Linked DNA regions of Mus musculus: all the other regions are linked to region 1. The links are chromatin loops, found by intact Hi-C in ENCODE. Cell type or tissue: left cerebral cortex. All regions are shown on one strand. Region 1 holds the start of Gm32834 (a long non-coding RNA gene). Region 2 holds the start of Gm46414 (a long non-coding RNA gene). Region 3 has its middle 16 kb from the start of 1700048B10Rik. Region 4 overlaps Gm46414 (a long non-coding RNA gene). Region 5 has its middle 17 kb from the start of Gm46414. Region 6 holds the start of Spin1 (spindlin 1).

Evidence for each region. Peaks named below come from ENCODE experiments on the same cell type or tissue, not always from the same donor. Only the 100,000 strongest peaks of a DNase experiment are listed, where the experiment ranks them.
Region 2: a loop joins it to region 1, with 8 times the contacts of the local background. A loop is called at or near these places in 24 of 42 quality-filtered maps.
Region 3: a loop joins it to region 1, with 7 times the contacts of the local background. A loop is called at or near these places in 41 of 42 quality-filtered maps.
Region 4: a loop joins it to region 1, with 5 times the contacts of the local background. A loop is called at or near these places in 15 of 42 quality-filtered maps.
Region 5: a loop joins it to region 1, with 4 times the contacts of the local background. A loop is called at or near these places in 35 of 42 quality-filtered maps.
Region 6: it touches region 1 in a loop (4-fold over the local background); 28 of 42 quality-filtered maps call a loop at or near these places.

Annotation. Positions count from the first base shown.
Region 1 is chr13:51,416,285-51,420,284 of GRCm38, reverse strand. S1pr3 (sphingosine-1-phosphate receptor 3) reads right to left here. Exons shown (of 2, transcript NM_010101.4): 2 at 1-1,643. The coding sequence starts at 1,500. The coding sequence ends at 364. Gm32834 (a long non-coding RNA gene) reads left to right here and starts at 1,599. Exons shown (of 3, transcript XR_873398.1): 1 at 1,599-1,942. In left cerebral cortex, a CTCF peak has its summit at 1,533 (motif pointing right); DNase peaks (open chromatin) are centred at 1,563, 2,260, 2,970, 3,363 and 2 more places; H3K4me3 peaks cover 1,621 bases; H3K27ac peaks cover 1,954 bases.
Region 2 is chr13:51,206,766-51,210,765 of GRCm38, reverse strand. It overlaps Gm46414 (a long non-coding RNA gene), which reads right to left and starts at 2,125. Exons shown (of 5, transcript XR_001780947.2): 1 at 1,480-2,125. In left cerebral cortex, a CTCF peak has its summit at 2,219; DNase peaks (open chromatin) are centred at 2,179 and 2,627; H3K4me3 peaks cover 544 bases; H3K27ac peaks cover 1,322 bases.
Region 3 is chr13:50,947,821-50,951,820 of GRCm38, reverse strand. It overlaps the pseudogene Gm8779. Among named protein-coding and RNA genes, the nearest start is that of 1700048B10Rik, 16 kb to the right of the region's middle. In left cerebral cortex, CTCF peaks have their summits at 58 and 2,111 (motif pointing left); DNase peaks (open chromatin) are centred at 111, 967 and 2,097.
Region 4 is chr13:51,212,489-51,216,488 of GRCm38, reverse strand. The region is part of intron 1 of Gm46414 (a long non-coding RNA gene); the gene reads right to left. Among named protein-coding and RNA genes, the nearest start is that of Gm46414, 5.8 kb to the right of the region's middle. In left cerebral cortex, CTCF peaks have their summits at 757 (motif pointing right) and 2,402 (motif pointing right); no DNase peak of the experiment used is centred here.
Region 5 is chr13:51,189,790-51,193,789 of GRCm38, reverse strand. No RefSeq gene overlaps it. Among named protein-coding and RNA genes, the nearest start is that of Gm46414, 17 kb to the left of the region's middle. In left cerebral cortex, a CTCF peak has its summit at 1,839 (motif pointing left); a DNase peak (open chromatin) is centred at 1,847.
Region 6 is chr13:51,098,871-51,102,870 of GRCm38, reverse strand. It overlaps Spin1 (spindlin 1), which reads right to left and starts at 1,991. Exons shown (of 6, transcript NM_146043.4): 1 at 1,881-1,991. 9430083A17Rik (RIKEN cDNA 9430083A17 gene) reads left to right here and starts at 2,144. Exons shown (of 1, transcript NR_029463.1): 1 at 2,144-4,000. In left cerebral cortex, a CTCF peak has its summit at 1,746 (motif pointing right); DNase peaks (open chromatin) are centred at 2,175, 2,400, 3,246, 3,498 and 1 more place; H3K4me3 peaks cover 3,124 bases; H3K27ac peaks cover 2,277 bases.

The sequences.
Region 1 (4,000 bases):
ACACACATGAGCACCCATTCTATGGAAAATAAATGTAGTGTGAACGCAGGGAGACATCATCCCAATGTGCATGTGCATAGCACATCACCACCTGCCTTCCCTGGACCAGGGGTAGCGGCATCCGAAGGCAGTGCACCGTGTCAGCAGCTTGGTACATTCAGAAGGATGGAGCCCGCAACAGATAAGTCACATCCAAGTCCAGGCTGAAATGCGTTGGTGACTCCTTGGGTCTCCTCCTCAGGAGATACCACACAGTCTGGCCACAGCAAGCAGACCTCCAGAGTTAAGATCTCTTAAGGCCCCACGTGGAAGTGATGCATGCAATAAATAGGTGTGGCTGCAGAGCTTGCCCTGTTGAGACCGTCACTTGCAGAGGACCCCGTTCTGAAACGACCTGTTTTTGTCAATGATGCAGGAAGAAGTAGCCACGCGGGGCAGGTCTTCCTTGACCTTCGGAGAGTGGCTGCTGTTGTTACTGGAGCTTGACTTACTTCTGCTTGGGTCGAGGGCAGGCTGCATGGGTGAGGCCTGGGTCCCCTTGCCCTTGACTAGACAGCCGCACACCAACCGGAAGAAGGCGCGCCTCATCTCTTTGCTGGCCAGCGTGTAGATGACAGGGTTCATGGCCGAGTTGAGGACAGCCAGCATGATGAACCACTGACTCTTGAAGAGGATGGAGCACTCCTTTGCCCTGCAGGCCACGTCGATGAGGAAGAGGATAAAAAGTGGGGACCAACAGGCAATGAACACACTCACCACAATCACTACGGTCCGCAGAAGGGCCATGGATCTCTCAGAGTTGTGGTTGGCCACCCTGCGGCTGCTGGACTTGACCAGGCAGTAGATGCGCGCATACAAGATGACGATGGTCACCAGAATGGCGGTGAAGATACTGATGAGGAAGGCGATGTATTTCTTGGAGTAGAGGGGCAAGATGGTAGAGCAGTCGGGAAAGTTCTCCAGGCAGTTCCAGCCCAGGATTGGCAGGGCACCCAGCGAGAAGGCAATTAGCCAGCACATCCCAATCAGAAGGAACACGCGGTGCTTCTTGTTGGCATCATATGGCCTCATCTTGATCATGGTCAGGTGTCGCTCAATGGCAATGGCCAGTAAGCTGCAGGTGGATGCGCCCAGGGCTACGAACATACTGCCCTCCCTGAGGAACCACACTGTTGGAGACAGACTGAACGTCTTCCTGCCGGACATAAGAATATTGACCTTGTATGCTATGCCGGCCAGCAGGTCGCAGAGAGCCAAGTTGCCGATGAAAAAGTACATGCGGTTGTGAAATTTATTGTTTTTCCAGATGGCAATCAAAACCATCAGGTTCTCCAAGACGATGAAGCTACAGGTGACCAAGAAGAGGATGGTGGTGATGAGGGTGCCACCCTCAGGGGGGTCCCGCAGCCTGCCTGCCAGTTTCCCCACGTAATCGTAATGTTCCCGGAGAGTGTCATTTCCCAAGACTGGCTGGTGGCCCTGCGCATGCGTGGTTGCCATGGCTTCCTAGAGACAGATGGTTACTTCAACAGTCCACGAGAGGGCGCGCCAGGAACGTTCATTTCAGGGAACAATTGGGAGAGTGGTGGTGGGTTCCTGAAGGCGTGCAGGCCCGACTGCGGGAAGAGTGTTGAAAATAGGCTCTGTAAGGAGATGAAAGTAGAAGGAGCTTTAGAGCAAGTGATCACCATTCAGCAACCCCACGTGTGGAAAATGCTAACGCGTGTGGAGGGCTGATGTGCAGGGAGTGCTTGGAACATAGGCCAAGTCTCTAAGATAGAAACCAGGGAAAGCTGTTAGGGGCCTGGAGCTGCCAGAGAAGAAACCTCAGAGTGCGAATCTGTGAATCCTGTAACTGCAGCAGAAACGAGCAAGCTTCCACTTGGAAATCTCCAGGCACCAGGAAATACTGCGTTACTTCTCACCCACCACGTGGGAGCTGGTAAGCCAGTATTCCCAGCTGTAGAGGGAATCAGATTTTTCTCAGGATGAGGAAAAGTGAGGGAGGGAGGGTTAGAAGGAAGGAAGGAAGGAAGGAAGGAGAGGAAGGAGAGGAGGATGAAAGGGAAGAAAGGAGAGGTGAGGAAAACCAGAACACAGTAGGAAAAGTGGTATCTGAGAGACTTCTGGGTCCTCCAGGATGAGGTTTGGAGCAGCACCGTGAGAAGCACCCGACTTCCTTGGGCTGATTCCTTTGGGGTCTGGATGGGCCTTTGGCCCACCTGGCAGACAGCCCTACAGTTTGACCACAGAGGGAGGGCAGGAAGAGCAGCCTGAGCCTGGGCAAGAACCCTGCGGCCACTGCACTGAGCAGAGCTCAGAGAGGAAGGAACTCGAACTGTCCTGGAAGCAGCGGCCACTGAGGTTAAAGGAAGAAAGGGAAGGGAAGGGTAATGACGTGAACTTTGAGTGTGGCTTGAAAGGAAGAAGTCTGGGCCAGGAGTATAAAATAGCATATTTACAATGCCTGGGACTAGAAGGCCATACTTGGCTGTGAAGGCCTTGAGTGCAAACATCAGACCCTGAAAACTTAAGTGTCTCTGTGTGTGCATGCATGTGTGTATGCATGTGTATGTGTGCAGGCATGTGTCTATGTGCATGTGTGCATGCATGTGCCTATGTGTGTGTGCATGCATGTGTCTGAGTCTGTGTTCATACATATGTCTGTGTCTGTGTGCATGCATCTGTGTGTGCATACATGTGTCTTGTGTGCATGCATGTGTCTGTGTGTATGTGTGCGTGCATGTGTGGGTGCATGTAAGAAAGAGAATAAGCATGTGCGTCTGTGATGCAAATGCATGCACATGCATTCCCATGTGTGTGACTGAACCTGAAGCACATCCATGCAGCCACATTGGCTGGCCACTGAGCTCCAGGGAATCCTCCAGTCTACTTGCCCACGGCACTAGGATTACAGATGCATACACCAAACCTAGCTTTCTACCTGGGTGCTGGGGGGTCCTGAACTCAAGTTTTCACTCATGCTTGCATGGCAAGCACTTCACCAATAATGAGCCGTGTCACCAGGCCTGCCCACTGGCCCGTGGATGAGTTAACCTGGCTTACGTCTCATCTCTATTCACCTCCGAGACTCTGGTGCTCTGCCGAGCAGTTGTGAAGGCAGTGTTTGATGGGCACGGGCTGACCGTTTATTTTTTTACTGTCGTTGACACACCTACTTGTACATCTTTGTGGGTGTGGCGTGGTGACAGGTGCATACCGTCGGTGATGATCACAGCATGGCCACCCGCTCTCTATGCTCACTTAGTTTAAATTAAAGTTACTGGATTCTTAAATATCTGATGAGGTCCAAGTGAGGCGAGCTGAAAATAGCCGACTCTGCGTCCCCGCTGAGGATTTACTCACAGTGTTTAAGCTCCAGGCCTACATTTGGTTCCTAGACACATGGGCCAACACCGTGGGGCCCACCCACCAGCAGGAGCTTCTCCCAACAGGGACTTCAATCCCTGAAGGATACCAAGGGTTCCTCTATAGATGGTACTATAGGGCTGAGAAGAGAAAGTGACTCCCGGGAGACTCTGCACCCCTGAGATACCCCCTGGGAGCAGTGGGTTTAGTGTAAGCCTCTTCTTTTTCCATCACTGGGGGGGTGGGGGAGCTTAGCATTGGTGACATTGGAAAGAGGAGGCCTGTAGCTTCTTGGCAGAGGAATCTCCTAGATTCCTGGCCCCTCGCAGGCATCTGCTATTCTAGATTTCCCAGAATCCCAGAGTGATTCTGAGGATGAGATACTGGTGATACAGAGGGGGCTCACATGCTCAGGACCCCTGGCACCCATTGAGCCCCCTCTCACACCCAACCAAGCTCCACACTGGGCTTCTAAAAGTTCTTCCTGAGGCAGGCAGGACAATTCTACAAGTCTCTTTTTCCTCCTCCTCCTCCTCCTGCTCCTCCTCCCATCATCATCATCATCATCATCATCATCATCATGGAGTATCATGTAACCTAACCTGACCTGGAAGTTGCTACAATGATCTTG
Region 2 (4,000 bases), 210 kb after region 1:
TGGGTCACTTCCTCCCCATACGTCTTATTTATGCACCATCGCTGCTCTGAGGTCAGCCAAGAGCCAGCAGGGGTGTACAGTTCATCTGTAATTTGGGCAGCCTGGGAGAGAGTGCCCACAGCTATGGATAAGTCAGCTCTTTATCAGCTGTCAGGGTGACTCCCTGCTTAGGGGCAGATAGGGTGATGGGAGCTAAGGAGATAAAGGAGCTTAGGTCCTCTGCAAGGTTACAGACTAAAGCTTTTGATTGAGACATTGCATTGGACTTCTATTCATGCTCTCTTGGGCTAGGATATAGCTCATTGGTATAGACCTTGCCTAGCATGTATGAGCCCTTGGGCTCAAACCGTAGCACTACAAAACAGTGAAGAATGACTGATGTTCTCCAAGAATGAACTGAAAGCCTTATTCTCCCACTGTGCTTTTTTAAAACTGTAGCATATTCTAAGCACCCAGAATTTCTTTTGTGTGCTGTAGTTGAATTATATATTCAAGCAGCTAGCCCATATAAATGGCACACACACACAAACCTTGATATTTTATTTGATAAGCTGTAAGCCAAGGTTGGGCAGGTTCTGAACTATTCTTATATCCAACTCATAGGTCCCATGTTACTTGATGTTTAAGTCTTGCCCGGGTTGCTCCATCAGCCTGACTTTAGGATCCACTTCTCTTGGCCATGCACTCATGATCCACCTGGCCCCATGGTGGCCTCCTCCTCTTTCTCAGTCTCCATTCTTCTTCTCTCTCTCCTTCTCTTTCCCCACCTTGATGTCCATACCTGCAACCCCAGCCCGGATTCAAAACCCTGCCTACCTCTATTCTCCCCATTAATTGACTGTAGGCATTTTTATTTAACCAGTAGCTTAAAATTGGGGAGCAAGTTTTACACAACAAAGGCCAATGTACGTAAGAATTCACTCATCTGGGGACAATCAGGTCTTGGGGTTCAGAACTTAGCATTTGTATACACAACAGCACCAGACCCCCAACAGTGAGTTGTGTGTGTTTATGTGCATGGGTGCGTGAGGGTGCACATGTATGTGCCCGCCAGTGCACATAGAGGCCAGAGTCAACCTTAAGTACTATCTTCAGGTGGCATCCACTCTGAGTCACAATGTCTCAGTGAACTGGAACTCACCGAGTGAGTGGCCTAAGCCACTCTCACCCCTAAAATTACAAGCACAAACTACCACACTCGGTATGAGTTCTGGATATCAGACGCAGGTCCTCGGGCGTGCAGGACAAGTCCTTTACGGACTGAGACATCACTCCAGCCTCCAGAACGTTTCTCATTTGTAAAAAATTGAATATGCTTTTTATATAAGCCTCCTGCCTGCCTTCCCCAGAGGAGGATTGGTACAGAGAAGGGACCAATTTACAACTGTCACATCACTAGAAGGACAGAGCTTTGTGTTAAATCCAAGAAGCTACCCCTCCCCCCCCCCCAGGCTAGGCCACTTCTAATTAACTACCAACCTGGCATCTTGGTCCCTACGCTGGCCACACTAGGTAGGAGCGGCTGGGGATGAAAACTTTCAGGCTTCTTATGGCTCTGTGCTTCTCTTCAGATGAACCGAATCAGAAGCACCGAACAGTTCGGAAATCTGTAGGAGAAAAGCATTTGCCATGTTAGCGTGACAGCCTGCGTTCAATCCCCGTCCCCCTGTGTAAAATAGCTGGGTGTGTTGCCATGTGTTTGGAGTGGATCCAAGAGGCTTGAGGGCCAGCGGGCCTAGCCACGACAGCGAGCCCCTGGTCAGTAATCTCAGAGAACGAGGTGGTGGCTCCTGAGGAGCAGTGCTGAGGTTGGTCACAGGCCTTTGCAGGCACGTGCAGACATGTGAACACACGGGAGAACATGTGTGAACACATGTGAGCACACAGATTCTCAAGGTCTGGTCCCAGCTCTCTGGCAACATGTCCAATAATGACCCAGCTCGGCGCTGCTCTCCCTTCTGTGTGTGGATCAAGGCATACGGGAGAAGCCCCTCTCGCTGTCTTGGGAGTCTCCTCTTTTCTCCCCGTCCTCTCCTTTGTTTTGCTTCCCTCCTGCCTTGCTTCTCTGTTCTTCGCCTATCTTCACTCTGTCTCCATCCTTTGCTTTGCCCCGACCCATCCTCCAATCCCTGACCACACATCCTGGGAGCCCCACAGAACAAGGCTGCTCTGTTCACATTCTTTATTCGGTAGCAGGCTGCCATCTCAAGGGCGTCGCAGACACTTCACAGACACTGCCTTGGGTCAGGCATCGCCAGAGTCTCAATTAGCAAATAGCTGTCCAGGAACTCCAGGCTACTACCCCTAGACAAGCAACTCACAGAAATTTTAAAATACTAAAACCGTTTGTATTTACAGCATAAACTATCTATCATAGTATAAAGGAGGCAAAAGAATGAGCCCTAAAATTTCTGAACGATACTTTCTAATGTCTTCAGTTAAAATATATAGTTTCGTTTATTTTGTGTACTGCTCAACACGCGAAGCTAGCGACTGACTAGAAAGCAAGCAGGTGAGCCAGTGCAGACGCCTATTGACGTTCCTTCACAAAGAAAACTACATTTCCCAGCTTTCCTTGTAGTTAGCTGAAGACCCGGTGACTGAGTGCTGCTGGCCAATGGAAAGCAAGTAAAAAATAGACATTTTGAGAGCTGATTTCTCAATACACCTCCCAGGTTTTTCTTCTTCTCTGCAGCTGTGAGATGTGGGAAGAGCACTCAGGGCTTGCTGCGCTGTGTGGTAAATGGCATCTGGCTTCTGTCGTGTTAATTCACTGCGAGAGAATTCATAGTTTGTTACCGCAAGGCACTCAAACCTATTGCCTCATACGTCCGAAAACTCTAGCTGACAACTTTAATAATGCGTTGTTCATAATGAAACCTAAGTGTGAATTTTGAGGGTTCTTGATTTGGTTGAGGGACCTGCCAGTAGATTCAGCAATATCCCAAAAGCATCAGCAAGAAAAGAAAAAATACCCAAGTTAGAGTTGGTTAAGATTTTAATTTTGTGCATCAAGGTAGATTATGGAGAAAATGAGAAGAAAGCTGAAGAATGGGAGACCATATTTGCCAAGGAGGTATTTAACAGGGACTTGGCACCTAGACTTCTGTCTACCCTTTAGCCCTACGGCTTATTGAAGGCAGTGGATCATTTGAAACCCAATTGGGAACCAGAAACACCAAAAGAAATCTTAAAGCTGGACAACAAAACCCAGTCAAGAAATTGTCAAAAAGTGTCTGTAAGATGGCTCAGGGAATTTTTTTATTAGATATTTTCTTTATTTATATTTCAAATGCTATCCCAAATAGTTCCCTATACCCTCCCCCCACCCTGCTCCCCTACCCACCCACTCCCACTTCCTGGCCCTGGCATTCCCCTGTACTGGGGCATACAAAGTCTGCAATACCAAGGAACATCTCTTCCCAATGATGGCCGACCAGGCCATCTTCTGCTACATATGCAGCTAGAGACACCAGCTCTGGGGGTACTGGTTAGTTCATATTGTTGTTCCACCTATAGGGTTGCAGACCCCTTCAACTCCTTGGGTGCTCTCTCCAGCTTCTCCATCGGGGGCCCTGTGTTCCATCTTAGAGATGACTATGAGCATCCACTTCTGTATTTGCCAGGCACTGGTACAGCCTCACATGAGACAACTATACCAGGGTCCCTTCAGCATAATCTTTCTGGCATGTGCAATAGTGTCTGGGTTTGGTGGCTGATTATGGGATGGATCCCCGGGTGGAGTAGTCTCTGGATAGTCCATCCTTTCGTCTCAGCTCCAAACTTTGTCTCTGTAACTCCTTTCATGGGCATTTTGTTCCCTATTCTAAGGAGGAATGAAGTATCCACATGTTGGTCTTCCCTCTTCTTGATTTTCTTGTGTTTTGCAAATTGTATCTTGAGTATTCTAAGTTTCTGGGCTAATATCCACTTATCAGTGAGTGCATATCAAGTGTGTTCTTTTGTGACTGGGTTACCTCACTCAGGATGATATCCTCCT
Region 3 (4,000 bases), 470 kb after region 1:
AAGGATCTTTGATGGAGCATTGAGTGGTTAGACCACCACGATCCAACTGTTTCTCAATTGCACCACCATCTGGAGACCAGGAACCAGATTCAATACAGGAGCCTTTGGGCTGCCTCATGGTTTGGATACGATTCATGGATATCTAGTGAAGGATGGATGAAAAATGTGACCAGTGATTAAGAGGAACTCAGTCCGGCATCTCCCCAAGAGCTACCGTGAGATGTGCACAGCCCAGTAGAGACAGAAACTTCATCGACCAGAGTATCTGCTTAACAGAGATTGAAATAGGAATGATCTCATTTTGCATGAGTGAGCTCCTCTTTCAGCTCCACGGTATGCAGTGCCAGGGATGGTATTGGGGCTCTGTGCATGCTGGGAAAGCTCTCCATCAACTGGGCTACATACCTAGTTGTTTGATTGGAGACGTAGGGTTGGAGGAGCAGAGAGTCCCACCTCTTGCTTCAAAGGCAGCTTGGAGAAGACTAGCTTCCAGGCAAGTAGGAAGAGGGTCTTAAAACCCACACCCACAGTGACATACCAACAAGGCCACACCTTCGAATAGTGCTGCTCACTGGGCCAAGCATATACAAACTGTCACCACATCTTTGTTTCTCATTCTAGTTCACTTGATGTCCTATCCCTTTAATAAGAATAAAGAAAAAAAATAAAGAAAACCCCACCAAGAATATTTTAGCAGTACCCCCCCCCCCATTCTCCACTTGGATGGAGCACACAACATTCTTTTCAGATACTGTAAAACACTGGCTTTGCAAAAAGTAGGGGTCACATCCCAAACACAGTCCTTTTTTTTTCAAGGTCATTATTTATTTGTTCCTCTTAAAGACTCATTTTTGACTGGACTCAGACTTAGAAATAGAGGCTCTTAGGGAGAACAGCCTACGTCTCTTGGCAATCTGTTCCTGGCGCTTTTCTTTGGCTTCCTCCATTCTCTTGGCCAAAAGTTTAGCGTAATCTGCAGCCTCCTCCTTGTTTTTCTTTGCGTTGTTTCTTCAGAGAAATATGTCAGCGTTTGTGTTGCAGGACCCGTAGAGTAACAAGACATTGATTGAATCTTGGGTGCTTTGGTCCTGGGCTTCTTACCTTCTTTGTTTAAGGGCTTCCTGACAACATACTGGCGGACATCATCTTTTTGGAGAGATTAAAAAGCTTTCGGATTCTACTAGTTCTTTTAAGTCCCAACCGACAAGGCACAGTAGTATCTGTCAGTCCAGGAATATCCTTCTCTCCTTTCTTTACAATGACCAAGTTGAGAACACTGAGATTAGCGTCCACAATGCATCTGCGAACAGACTTGCGCTTCCTCTCTCCAGTTCTCCTTAGTCTGTAACAGGAATGCCCCCTATTCAACAGCAGGCGCACTCTGCCATGGGTCAGAACACCTTGCTTCATGGGAAAACCTTGCTTGTCATTCCCACTGCTGATCCGGACCACACAACCCTTTCGCTCTTCACCAAGAGCAGCAGCAGCAGCAATTTCTGTATCCATGCGCTTCTCATAGAACGTGTAAAGCTTGCGTTCGTCATCCACTTCAATGCATTTCTGACAGCCAGTGGCAGGGAAGGAGATGTTTAGCTTCATCTTGACACAGCTGATGGCCTAGGAGGCGTCACAAAAAAGAGAGCCCCAACACAGTCTTTCAATTTAACCCCCAAGAGAAGCAACCATTATCAGTCCTAGAGACTGCATGGACACTTCCATGAAGACAGTATCTAAGGTGTTTGTGTTGTCGTAGCACAGTGTGTGACCCCCATGTTCACAACCACAGAGACTTTGCAGAGCACCATTGATGTGTGTCTCGAGCCTGTGATGGGAACACCAGCAACAGAATGGCTTTGCTTTCCTGGTCACCAGCATCAAAGCTTTTTTCACTAAACTTTCTTCCAGGTTATGAGGAACGTGTGAATGTCAGGAGAGGGGATGAAGGGGTCTCACAGCGAGTGCCGGTCTGAGCTGAAGCATCCCTGGGAGAAACACCTGAGGATGTGTAAGAGGTGCTTGCTGTTCCACACCCATATCACCAGATGTGTCACACTACAGTTTTGTCTCTAAAATGCTTATCCTTTTCCTACAGTGCCACCTGCTGTCAGCTTCTAATATTGCAGTCTTCCCCATTGCTTGATCCACTCCTGGCCTGAGGTGAAATCAGAAAGGGAAGTTACTCTCTCACTACAGCAACTGTTGGTGGAGCACTTGGCACAGAAACACTAAAATGTACAGTGAAGGAGGAGGATCAAGGATCTTAAGGTCACCCTCTGCTCCAAATCCAGAAATCATCTGTTTCCTTCTAATCTAATAGAATGCACACTAGGTGACCTCAGGGAGTTATCCAGGAAAATTGAGCAGGATGAAAGTGCCAGACAGAATGGTGCACGCCATATTCTCAGTTACTCAGAATTCTGAAGCAGGAGGATTAATTGAACACAGGAGTTTAAGGCCAGTCTCTTAAACTAGCCAGAAATGGTGTCTCCTACCTGTAATTCCAACACCCAGGAGGCTTAGGTAGGAGGGTAGGAGTTGAAGGCCAGAGGGGATTCAAAGCAAGTTATAGGCTTTCTTGAACTATATAATGAGTCCCTGTCTAAAAAAATGAAACAAAAACCCCTGTATGTAGAAAGATAGATGATTGATAGACAATATAGACAGATATTTGATAGATAAGAGACAGGTATATATGTGATAGACAGAGGATAAGAATAGATTAAGTAGATTATCAGTGATATAAGATAAATAAATGCTTGATCATGGATAGTAGCTAAAAGGTAGATAGATAGACAGACAGACTGATCTGGCAACATAAGCAGAGGAAGAGAATACAGACTCTGTCTACTGGCTGGTTGTGTGTCAACCTGACACAAGCTGAACTTATCACAGAGAACGAAGCCTCCCTTGAGGAAATGCCTCCATGAGATCCAGCTGCAAGGCATTTTCTCAATTGGTGATCAAGGTGGGTGGGAGGTCGGGGGTGGGGGGTGGGGGTGGGGGTGGGGGTTGGGAAGGGCCCCCTGGGCTGGTAGTCCTGGGTTCTATGAGAAAGCAAGCTGAGTAAGTCAAGGGAAGCAAGCCAGTAAGCAGCACCCTCCATGGCCTCTGCATCAGCTCCTGCCTCCAGGTTCCTGCCCTGTGTGAGTTCGTGTCCTGACTTCCTTTGGTGATGAACAGCAGTGTGGAAGTGTGAGCTGAATAAAACTTTTCCTCTTCAATTTGCTTCCTGGTCATGATGTTTTGTGTAGGAATACAAACCCTGACTAAGACAAACTGCTACCAGCATAGTGGGGTATTCCTGTGATAACCTGACCATGTTTTGGGAGAACTGTGGAAGGACTTTGGAACTTTGAACTAGAAGAGCCATTGGAATGTTAAGAGCTCTGTGGGATGTTGTGTAGGAGCTTGGAAGATAATGTTGAGAGAAGTGCAAATGATGGAGACCTGGCTTGTGAAATTTCAGAGGGAAGATTAAGACTCTTATCAGGGCCGTTGCTATTTTGATTGTGAAGATTCTGTGGTTTTGGCTAGCTGGGGCTGAAGAATCAGCTGTGATTAACAAGATACCAGAACTACTAAAGCGAAACCTTTGCATTACTGAGATTATTGGTGCTGGTTAGCTGGAACTAAGAAGTTAGTGGTGATTAAGAAGAGACCAGCATCAAATATTCTGGGAAATGTTTCCTGAGAGCACAAAGAGGCTGTGTTCCAGAGATAGCCAAGGTTGTACCTCGTGCTACAGCTGGACTTGGAAATGTGTAAGAGTCACCCAGGTGATACTGGTTTTGAAGACATGAAGTAGTCATGAAGAGCAGCTGAGGTTCTGTGCTGTGAGAGGCCATGGAAGGCCACTAGTGAAAGTGCAGCCTCAGTTGCAATTGATGTCCCAGGACTGAAGGGGTCATGCAAAGGAGTTGAGGCTTGGCACCATGAAGAGAGCCTATGAGAGGCTATTCGTGAGTTCCAGTACTGTCTTAGTCAGGGTTTCCATTCCTGC
Region 4 (4,000 bases), 200 kb after region 1:
CAAGTGCTGGGATTAAAGGCGTGCACCACCACCACCCGGCAAACCCAAATTTTTATATCTGCCTCCATCTACCATATCAAAATGGATGCACCAGAGCTTACACCCTAGCGATGAAACATGGCGATTCAAATGAATGCCCACTGTCAAATGGAAGACGATATGAGGTTTAAATCACCACACCACAGCCTCTTAGACACACATCAGAATGGGTGGGTGAGGGGGGGGGGAAGAGTATGAAAGTCATATTTATGAATGAGGGGGAGTTCTGTAAAGCCAGACAGACATGTCATGTATCTTATAATTCCATTTTAAAACAGTGAAAAGAAGTCACTTGTATGCAAATACATAAATACTGTGGCTACACAGTTATACATGCAATGCCTTCAGGAAGTGAGAAGGAAGTATGGGGGGGAGAGTGTTAGATTTATTTATTTTTTTACTTCTCTACGCCCCCCCCCACCGCCTCCTTCCCTTCTCCATCTTGCTCCCAGCCCCTGGCCGGCCCCACTCGCTCCAGCCCATAGGTTTTTTATTTGTTTCTCATTACAGATGGTAGTGAGCTACCATGTGATTGCTGGGATTTGAACTTATGACCTCCGGAAGAGCAGTTAGTGCTTTTAATCTCTGAGCCATCACACCAGCCTCTTCTCTTTTTTCTATGTATTTCATGTATATGAGTGTTTTGCCTGCATGTACGTATGTATGTATGTATGTATGTATGTATGTATGTATGTGATGCTGGCAAAGGCCAGAAGAGGGCATCAGATCCCCTGGAACTGGAGTTATGGGTGCTGAAAATTTGAACCCTGGTCCTCTGCAAGAGCAACAAGTGCTTTTAACCACCGAATCATCTCTCCAGTCCCTTGAAATAATGTTTTTGAAGAAGCAACATTCCAGGGCTGAAGAGATGCCTCTCTCGACAAAGTGCTTGCTTGCTGTACAAGCAGGAAGACCTGCGTTTAAATTCCCAGAAGCTACATAAAATGTTGGGCCTGATGGCATGTGTTAGCAAGCCTGCGGCAGAGGAGGCAGAAGCAGGAGGCACCCTGGGGTCCACTGGCCAACTACTCTAGCGGAATTGGAGCATTCCAAGTTCAGTGAAAGACTTTCTCAAAAAATAAGGTGGAGAGCAATTGAAGAAGGCATCACCCACCTCTGGGCTCCACACACGTGCACATGCATGCCCATGAGACACACACATACAGAAAGTCATAGGAAAAAAGCCATCACACACTGATTATAAAACATGTACATTTACGTGTATACCAGGAAACCTCTGTACAATATTCCTTCTCTCTTGTCTCTTACAAAGGGCTTAGAGGACCTTGGCAAATTCTTACTTGTTTTGAATGTTCAGAAAATGTCCTGTCTCCAAAACAGAGCCAGAAATTGCCAGATATAATTTCAGAAATTGACTTCTAGTGGCTTTCTGGTAAGAAAACAATCTTTTCCATTCAAACCCCCAATTGCCATTTGGAACTCTGTAAGGCATTGTGTGTTTTTTCTTTCTTTTTTTCTTTCTAGCTTGTGATTTTTTTTTTCCCTTCAGAGAAACAGATCTATAAACATTTAAAAACTGGCACTCTTCCCGCTGAGTAAAATATTGCTGCATAGAAAATCGTCTCTGGGAAGTTAAAAATCAATACCCTCTGAAAACAAACCCCAGATGGAAACTAATTTTTTTTTCTGTTCACATTGTATTGGCCAGGCCATGAACAAGAAGAGGTGACATAGTTGCAAAGAGAAATGGGGAGATGGGGAGATGGCTCCGAGGATAAAGCACTTGCCATGCAAGTATGAGGACCTGAGTTCAAATCCCCAGAACCCATGTAAAGCTGGTCACAGTAGCTCAAGTCTGTGATGTCAGCGTGCCTACAGAAAGATGGGAAAGGAGACAAGGAGGATGCCCAGCAGCTCACAGCCCACCTAACACGGAGAATGAGCAAATCCTCCCTGTCTCAAACAAAACACACTGACACAGGTAACACACTCACACACACACTGACACAGGTAACACACTCACACACACACACTGACACAGGTAACCCACACTCACAGGCATGAATACACACACACACACACTGACACAGGTAACTCACACTCACAGGCATGAATACACACACACACTGACACAGGTAACCCACACTTACAGGCATTAATACACACACACACACACACACTTTTTGTTTTGTTTTGTTTTGTTTGCTTTTGTTTTTTCAAGATAGGGTTTCTCTGTGTAGCCCTGGCTGTCCTGGAACTCACTCTGTAGACAAGGCTGATCTCAAACTCAGAAATCCACCTGCCTCTGCCTCCCAAGTGCTGGGATTAAAGGCAGCCACCGCTGCCCAGCCCACTTTTTGTTTTTTAAGATGTATTTATTATTATACATAAGTACACTGTAGCTATCTTCAGATGCACCAGAAGGGGGCGTCAGATCTCATTACGGGTGGTTGTGAGCCACCATGTGGTTGCTGGGATTTGAACTCAGGACCTTTGGAAGAGCAGTTAATGCTCTTAACCACTGAGCCATCTCTCCAGCCCCCACCCCCACCCCCCCTACACTTTTTTTTTAAAGGAAATGAAAACTGTCTTTTCCAGTCTGTGTTTTTTTCCACTGCTCCTTACTGCTCATACACCCCCTCTACCTTTACCAGCCCTGGTGGTGAAATATTTGTTCAGGGCCACCATGGCCTTGCTCTGTCAGACTTTTTCAATTAAGATCTTTTCTTGCACCTTCTGATTTTGACTTTCTTTCAAAATTATTTCAAAAGCTTGAGACAAACTCTTTAGTTCTCTCTCTCTCTCTCTCTCTCTCGTGTGTGTGTGTGTGTGTGTGTGTGTGTGTGTGTGATGGCGGGATGGTCAGTGCACATATACATGTGCACATATACATGTGTCCACAAGCATGCGGAGGCCAGAGGCTGACATCAGGGTGGCTTCATCAATTGCTCTCCACATTATTTTTGAGGCAGGATTTCTCATTGAACCTGAAGCTTACCAAGTCAGCAAGATAGGCTGGCCAGCAAGCCCCGATCCTCCGACTTCTGTCTCCGAGCACTCCCAGAGGTGGTGTGGGCTTATAGGCCCACACCATGGTACTGACTCTTTATAGGAATGCTAGGGATTCACAATCCGGTCCATGTGCCTGTGCAGCAGACACTTCGTCCACTTAACGATCAATCTCTACCATATTTTAATATAAAATTTAGAATTTCATATGTGCAAGCATGTGTTTTGATCATATTTACTCCTCCCCCTCCTCCTAAGTCCTCCCAGATACACACACACACACACATTCTCTCTCTCTCTCTCTCTCTCTCTCTCTCTCTCTCTCTCTCTCTCTCTTTTCTCCTCTCCTCTCCTCTCCTCTCCTCTCCTCTCCTCTCCTCTCCTCTCCTCTCCTCTCCTCTCCTCTCCTCTCCCAACTTCAAGTCCTCTTGTGTCTGGCTTTGTTTTTGTTTTTGTTTTTCAATAGCACACTGAGTCCCATATGTGCTGCCCATGTATACTCACAAACATGGGACCATTGAATGGAGTGTGGTCAATGTAGCAGGAGCCAGACTCCTGAAGAAAATGGATTCTCCCTCCCCTAGAAGGTATCAGCTGTCAATACTCCTCAGTTAGAACTGAAGACTCATGATCCCCAATCCACGTATGAGCCCTTCCCTTCCATGCATGAGCCCTCCCCCTCTATTTATGATCCCTCCCCATCCATGCATGAGCCCTCCCACTCCATGCATGATTCCTCCCACTCCATGCATGAGCCCTCCCCTCCATGCATGAGCCCACCCCTCCATGCATGAGCCCTCCCCCTCCATGCATGAGCCCTCCCCCTCCATGCATGATTCCTCCCCCTCCATGCATGAGCCCTCCCCCTCCATGCATGATTCCTCCCCCTCCATGCATGAGCCCTCCCCCTCCATGCATGATTCCTCCCCCTCCATGCATGAGCCCTCCCGCTCCATACTGAAATACTGACTGGTTTGATCTTGTTAAACCA
Region 5 (4,000 bases), 230 kb after region 1:
AAAAAAAAAAAAAAAAAAAAAAAAGAGAAGTGGCCTGGTGTGATGGCTCAAGGGGTGTTGGTGCTTGCTACGGGGGAGGGTGGGGGCCTGGGGGTGGTGTCAACCTGAGTTTTATCACAGGAAACACACAGGAGGAGAGAACTAACTCCTTGTCATTGTCTTATGTCTTCTGCATGAGTGCTATGGCTTGGGTAGACACATGCATACACACAACACACACACTCAGACACACTCACACAAACACATGCACACTAAATAAGTAAATGCCAGGCATGGTGACATACACCTTTAATCCAAGCACTTGGATCTCTGTGAGTTCCATGATGGACAGGGCTGTGTAGACAGACCCTGTTTCAAAATAAACAAACAAAAACAAATAAAATGGAGAAGTGTTTAAGATAAACACTCATCATGAACCTTTGATCTCGACACAGGTGTGCACTCATGTACAGATGCCACACACACAAAATATTAATCCTTAAACATAAAAATATTCCCTGTTCCTCTCCTCACCCCCTTTCTCACCCAGTTCCCTCCCTCCATCCACCTCCGATCTCTGTTTTATTTCCCCTTCTGAGTGAGATTCGAGCATCCTCCCTTGGGCCCTCCTTGTTACTTAGTTTCTTTGGGTCTGTGGATTGTAGTGTGGTTGTCCTGTACTTTATGGCTAATGTCCACTTATAAGTGAGTATATACCATGTGTCTTTCTGGATCGGGGCAACTTCACTCAGGATGATATTTTCAAGTTCCATCCATTTGCCTGCAAATTTCATGATGTCTTTGTTTTTAGTAGCTGACTAACATTCCATTGTATATATGTACCACATTTTTTTTATCCACTCTTCAGTTGAGGGTCATTTATTGACATTATTAACGATACTCTGCTATACCTACAAACAGGAACCTAGCATAATTGTCTCCTGGGAGGCTTCATCCAGCAGCAGATGGAAACAGATGCAGAGACCCATAGCCAAACATCAGGCAGAGCTCAGGGAGTCTTGTGGAAGAGGTGGGGTAAGGATTAAGGGAGCAGGAGTGGTCAAAGACACCACAAGAAGACCTACATAGTCTACTGACCTGGACCCACGGGGGCTCACAGAGGCTGAAGCACCAACCAAAGGGCATGCAGGGGCTGGACATAGGCCCCCTACACATCCATAGCAGGTATGCAGCTTGGTCTTTATGTGGATCCTCTAACAGCTGGAGTGGGGGCTGTCTCTGGCTCTGTTGCCTGCCATTAGATTCCCTTCCTCTTGGCTGGACTGTCTGGTCCATCCTCAGTGGGAGAGGATGCACTTAGTCCTGCTTTGACTTGATGTGTCCAGGTGGGGTGGTACCAGTGGGGGCCTTCCCTTCTCTGGGAAGGGGAGAGAGTAATGGGAGAAGGGATTTGTAAGGGTGGGACCAGAAAGAGAGGAGGGAGGGGGCTGCAATCGGGATATAAAGTGAATAAATAAATAAATTCATGAAAAAAATAAGTATTTTAAAAATCTTCTGGCCTACTAATTCCACTTCTGGGAATAGACACAAGGGAAATTACAAGATAAAGGTAAAATGTCTATCAGCAGGGATTAGCAACAAGGATATTACAAGAATTTTGCATCTGATGTTCAAAAGCACAGCAACCGATGCTCAACCATCTGAGAGTAAACTGAGGCTCTCAAGGTGGAGTACTACGTAGTCATTAAAAGAGTCCAGGGAGACCTGTAAGCTGAAAGAACTTTTCAGCACATGCCATGTGCCTGTGGAGACTGGGCAGCTGTGGGACCTCTTGGCTTTATTGTATTTCCAGCATTTTGCATTTTTTTTTCCTCCTGGGGAATTCTTTTTAGCTTGGAGTGATGGGCCCCCTGCTGGTAGAGTGTTCTCTTAAAAACCCTCAAAACTTTATGACATGTGAATGCAGTCTCCTCTTAGGGAACAAACTCATGAGATACTAGAGCCCTATCTACCAACCCAAGAGATAGAAGACTGGTTATTTGTTTGACAGTATGCGGGTGCATTTTAAATAAGAGAGCAAGAGGGGGGCTGAAGGGTGTGGTTCAGTTGGTAAAGTGTTCAGCTAGCTTGCACAAAACCCTGAGTTCCATCCCTAGCATGTTATAAACAGAGGTGCTGGCACACATCTGTAAGAACAGCACTTGGGGACTGAAGGCCGGAGGGTCAGAAGTTCAAGGTCACTCTCAGCTGTATATCGAGTTGAGTTTGAGGTCATCCTGGGCCACAATAGGTTGTCAAAGAAAAGGGGGGGGCGCAAAACAGGAAGCAGGAATAGAAGCTGAGGAGGGAAGGGAAAATGGGGGGAGAGGAGGGAAAGAGAAAGGGGAGGAGGGAAGGAGGGAGGAGAACGAGGTTCAAATTCCCTTTCTAGTGGCAAGGGAAAACATTTGGCTCCCAGGAGTGTCAACCCCAAGACCCTGCTCCCTCAAGCTGTCTAGAGACTCATGTAAAATCTGACACAAGGCCTGGTTCTTTGTCTTGCATCTGTCAAGGAGGTGAGAATGTCCTAGCACACTGGCCTTGTCTAGCTGAAGGACAGGAGAGGAAGAAGTGGGGACATCTATGTGCCTGCTGCTCTAGGGGACATTTACTTGGAGCCTGTTCCTACACAACTGTTTTTCCTTTTCGTAGAATCACAAGAACAAAGGCATAAGCGATTTCTTCCCTCTTGCCCTAGACCCTGACCGTGAAATGCTCCCCAGCCCCACTCATTCCTCTCATCTAGAACTAAACTACCAAAACAACAGATACAGGCACTGGGGACACAGTTGCAGTCTTCTGCTGGCCCTGGAAAGACGCCTGGACAGACAGACGACTTTGATCTAGAATTCCAGGGTTTTAGTCCCAGAACACCTGAGCCTTATGTACTGTGAGCATATTCCCTTCTTGTGAAATCGTAGGGCTGGTTGGAAAGAAGTTGCACAGGGCTGTGCTGCCCTGGGCCCCCGTTCTCCCCACTCGCTGCTCAGAATGCCCTCAGACGCCTGTCACAGTGACCCTCAGAAACCTGTCACAGGGAACTGGATAGATGGCTCAATGGTTGAGAGCACTGAATGTTCTTCCCAGAGGTCCTGAGTTCAATTCCCAGCAATCACAGGGTGGCTCACAACCATCTACAATGAGATCTGGCGCCCTCTTCTGGCGTGCAGGCATAGGAGAAGGAGAAGGAGGAGGAGGAGGAGGAGGAGGAGGAGAAGGTGGAGGAGGAGGAGGAGGAGAAGAAGCAGCAGCAGCAGCAGCCTGTCACAGTGGCCCTCAGAAGCCTGTTACAGTGACTCTCAGGAAGCCAAACTCTGTCCAAAATCAGGGAGTGAGCAGGTGTTGAGATGAATTGGCATTGGCTTGGGGCAGCAAGTGACAGGGCTGGTCTCCCAGTGTCCTTGGTGTCCTCAGCTGAGCTAGGGAAGCTCGGAGCTTCCAGTCCTGCCTCTGTCAGTCTTTCAGGGACTGTGCCAGATACAGTGCATTTAACAACATCCCTCTTAATCTGTTTGCTCAGTTTACTCCCTGAGGAGCCCCCAGTCTCCTCTTGTTGGCACACTGTCTTCTTTCTCAGAGACCCCCATAGCAGGGTAAAGACTTCCTTCCTCGAGTGAAGACCAGACACCTTGAGTTTGAACACCTAGGGACGTGCTCTGACTTTGCCACTATGACAAGTGACAAACATTCACTCTTAGAACTTCTACTCTGGCTCCTTTAAGCGATTTCTTTAAAGCTAGAATTCTGCTATAGTGAAAAGCAGAAGAGCCTCTCACTAATGGCCACTTGGCAAAGGCAAGGTTTTGTTTTGTTTTATTTATTCTTTTAATTTATTATCACCTTATTTACTTGTGTGTGTGTGCGTGCACACGCTCGCATGCGTGCGTGCGTGTGCACACGTGCATGCGTACATGTGTCCATTGGTACACATGTGACATGGTATGCAGGTGGAAATGAACAACCCAGGAGGGTTGGTGGTATTAGGGTCCAAGAGTGGTTAAGGAAGAGTCCAGACTCAAAT
Region 6 (4,000 bases), 320 kb after region 1:
GTTTACATGGTAGGTAGTTTGTTGTACTAGGAGGCAAAACCTGGAGTCCAACATGTATGTGCAGGACAACTGCTCTACCACAGACTTCTGACTTTTTGAAACAGGACCTTAAATTATACAAGCTGTCCTTAAACTTCCAACCCTCCTCAACAACTAGGGTTACAATCCTGTTACTAGGCCTGGTGAAGGGTGACCACCCTATCCTATGTAAGAGATGGGCAGCATCAGAGCTTAGCTATCCCAGAAAGGCTTAAAGCACCTCCTTTGAACACTAAAGTGGGCTTGACTAGAGAAATTCCATAGTGAAAATCTATTTTTAAAAAACCTTAAGCATGGCTCAGCGGTTAAGAGCACTCACTGGCTGTTCTTCCAAAGGACCCGTGTTTGATTCCCAGCACTCCCATTGTCTAACTCCAGTCCCGGGAGTTCAGAGCCCTCTTCTGGACTCCTTGAGCACCAGACACACATGTGGTACACAGACAAATATGCAGACAAAACATCCACACACATATATTTCAAAAATCCTAAGTATAAAAAGACAGCCCCTCACTCGATTGTACTCCAGGCGGAAAAAGGAGAGTGGCGCAAGGCCAGTCTAGAGTACAGGAGACCTCATACAAATTCACTTAGACTGAAAGCCTTTTGCTTGATCCATTTCTTAGGCATGTCAAAGTAGGATTTTAAAGCTAATTTCGTTTTACTTATTGAGAGAAACACTACACGTTTTTATAAACATAGCAGGCTACGTTAATACACAATTACCAAATCTGATAACGGACATCCTGTAAATCGTGTTCACCCATTAACTAATACTGAAGGGGTTAAAAAGGCTAAAGATGTGCCTCTTCTATCTTTCCAAAATTTCACCACCTCAGAAGTGCGCTCAGGATGTATAGGTAAAAAAACGTCTAAGATCCGGTTTCATTTTCACTCTCTAACAAAAGCTATGCAGAAGGCAATTACTCTCCATCAATCCTTTCAGGCTGCAGCTTCTTCCAGAAAATTCCAAGGAAAGTTAGTGAGGCATTCGCATTTCGATACGGATACCATCTTTCTCGCTAGTCACACTAAAATCCTTTACAACACTTGAACGAATCTTGTATTGCTTTTGGATGTACACGATAAATAAACAAGCCTTTAAACCAGAAGTAAGACTGCACGCGCGCGCGCACACACACACACACACACAGAGAGAAAAATCCTTACAAAACCCGAAACCCAATTCATAGACCATCGAAACCAAATCAATATAAAAACAATTGCGTAAACAAACTTTGAGATGCGCAGGCAACGTCGTGGATGACTGAAGCCATTTCTCAACCCGACACCCCCCGCCTCCCGGAAAGGCCCAGAACGCACCATCCGTGCAGGAAGCCGCCAGGGACCGCGACCCCCGGCGCTGCGCAGTATCCGCACCGCACATCTATCGGGCGCATTCGGGGAGGCAAACCCAAGGTCACGCAGGCCCGCGCCCCGAGCCCCCCAGGCAGGGCGTCACCGGGATGACCCGTCGCGGGGGTCCCGCCACGCCCCTCCCCCGCCCGGTTACGCAATGCCCCCGCCCCCGCCCCCCGCCCGGCACGGAACAAAGCGCGCGGGAAGCGGCCGCGGGGCTGGGGCAGGGACCCCGCGAGCGCCATGTTGGCGGGGGCGGCGGGGACCGGGCGGGGGCGACGAACAAAGGAACTCGCGCACGCCCCGGCCCCAGCCCGCCGCGCCCCGGCCCCACCGAGCCCGGCCGGCAGGGGGCGCTGAGGGGCGCCGCCCGCGGACAATGCGCCCGGGGCCCCGCGGGCTATGCTCACCTGGGTCCGCGCGCCGTGAGAGGCCCACTCGCTTCCCCCCTCACGGCCCTGCAGCCAGCCCCACGCGCGTCTCACCTGTCGGCCACCGAGGCTGCCCACGGGGCCGCCGTGGTTCGCTCGTGCTCCCCGCCGGCCCAGCCCGAGCCAGACGGCGCCTCCCCACCCCCGCTCCTCGCCGCGGCCGCCGCCCGCCCCCCGGCCGCCACGGCGCACGCGCACTGCGCCCGCCGAACTGCGACGGCCGCGCCGCCCCGGCGCCCGGCGCCGCCGGACGCACTGCGCAGGCGCGGGTGGGAGGCGGGCCCTGGCGGCGGGGGCGGGGCCTGGCGCTGCTCACCTGGAGGGTGGGGCGCGCACCCGGAGCGGCGAGGTACACGCTGGGGAGCCGCGGGCCTGGCGTAGAGCCGGCCTCTCTTACAAGCGGAGCAGGGTCGGGAAGACGAACGGAGAGTAGCGGGCGTTGGTATTTACTCTTGCACGGGAGGACGGCTTCCAGGAGCTATCCTGACTCTTTGTCCTGGGACCTTACGTCTGCTGTCTCGGGTAGCTGCCTGGCTAGCTGCGGAGATGCAGGAGGCTAGGTCACATGACCGTGCGCCGCGCAGGTGCACTTTCCTGCGGAGCAGCAGCTTTGGACTGCAGGACGCGAGCCCTTTAAAAATATGGATAGGCTCCCCCATGCTCCCTTGAAGACACACCGCCTTGCTGTACGCCGCACTGCGCAGTGGCTGAGGAACTAGGCTCAGCTTGCAAAGCTCAGGGCCTCCTGCGAACACCTGCTGAGGGTGGCTGCTGCAAACACCTAGCCTTGGCCTAGCTGCAGCCGCTGCTCTAGAAGTCACCCCGGGCTCCTCGCGAGGCTGCAAGCCAAGACTTCCCACGATCGCACGAGAATCCGTGCGACTCTGGTTCCAGTTAAGATCGCCTATTGAGGATCTGTTTGGCTGTGGGCAAGGAAAGAGAGAAAAAGAAAACGTCCGGGATGGTTTGGTTTGAGGGGAAGTGAAATACGGGACCTGAAGCTTCGTCTGGGTCTCCTTCCCTCCTTTAACCCAGTGTCTGGATCCAGGCGGTCACCGACCTGGTTCCTCGAGTGCTGTAGCACTGCCGCATTGTAATAAGCCTCCTGCCAGAGTGTTGCCAGGTCGAATTACAAGACGTTATTGGAAAGCCCTTTGCGCACTCCAAACCTGCAGCACGGCTCTTAGTTCGCTGTGCTCTTTGGGATTCCATTGGCACTTTTTTTTTTTTTTTCAAAATAAGATTGATATGTGCCTGCTCAAATTAAAATGCTTGTCTCAGATGACATTCTTGGCAGGAGCAACGTAGTCACAGACCGAAGAGAGGGCTAATTTCAGTAGAGATGCAGCCAGCCTGGAGATCACTGAGAGAAGATTAGCTTTTGTTGTGTTTAATGTTTGATCGTGGAGGCTGACAGGAACAAGGAAGGGTGTGATAGGGAAGGAGGCTGGAGTGACAGTATGGAACACTTCCGTTTCCTTGGTGACACGCCTGGTTTTTTTTGGTTTGTTTTTTTTTTTCTGTTCTCTAGAGGAACAGAACTTACAAAATGAATATATACATATGGAAAGAGTATGTATTAGAATACCTCACAGGCTTTGATCAAGTTAGTCCAGCAATGGCTGTCTACCCACAGAAGGTCCAGGAATTCAGTAGTTGTTCAGTACTGAAAGCTGAATGTCTCATCTGGTCTTCAGCATACGCTGGAATCTCAAGCAGGCTATAATGTGAGTGAAGGAATGGACTTGCTAGTGAGACAGCAAAGAGCAAAAACTTCCTTATTCCGTGTCCTTTAAATAAGCTGCCAACAAGTGTGCCCCAGATTAAAGGTATGTCTTCCTACCTCAGAAGATCCACATTAACCGTGTCTCTTCCCACCTCAAAAGGTCTGGATTAAAGGTATATTTTTTTTACCTCAAAGATCCATATCAAATGGTTTAATTAAGCAGAAATCCATCACTGGTGGGCCCATCCATTTTGGAGTTTTGATTCCTGATGTCAAGTTGACAAAAATGGCCTTCACATCTGCCTAGCACTTACTGACATTTTGGGACCTGGTAACTTGGGGAAAAGAGTATTGGGTTGTTTTGCTTGAACCAGGGCCTCACTATCTAGCTGGGTAAGCCCACGCAGGCCTGTAATTTAAGGTCTTCCTGTGTAAGCCTCCCCAATAC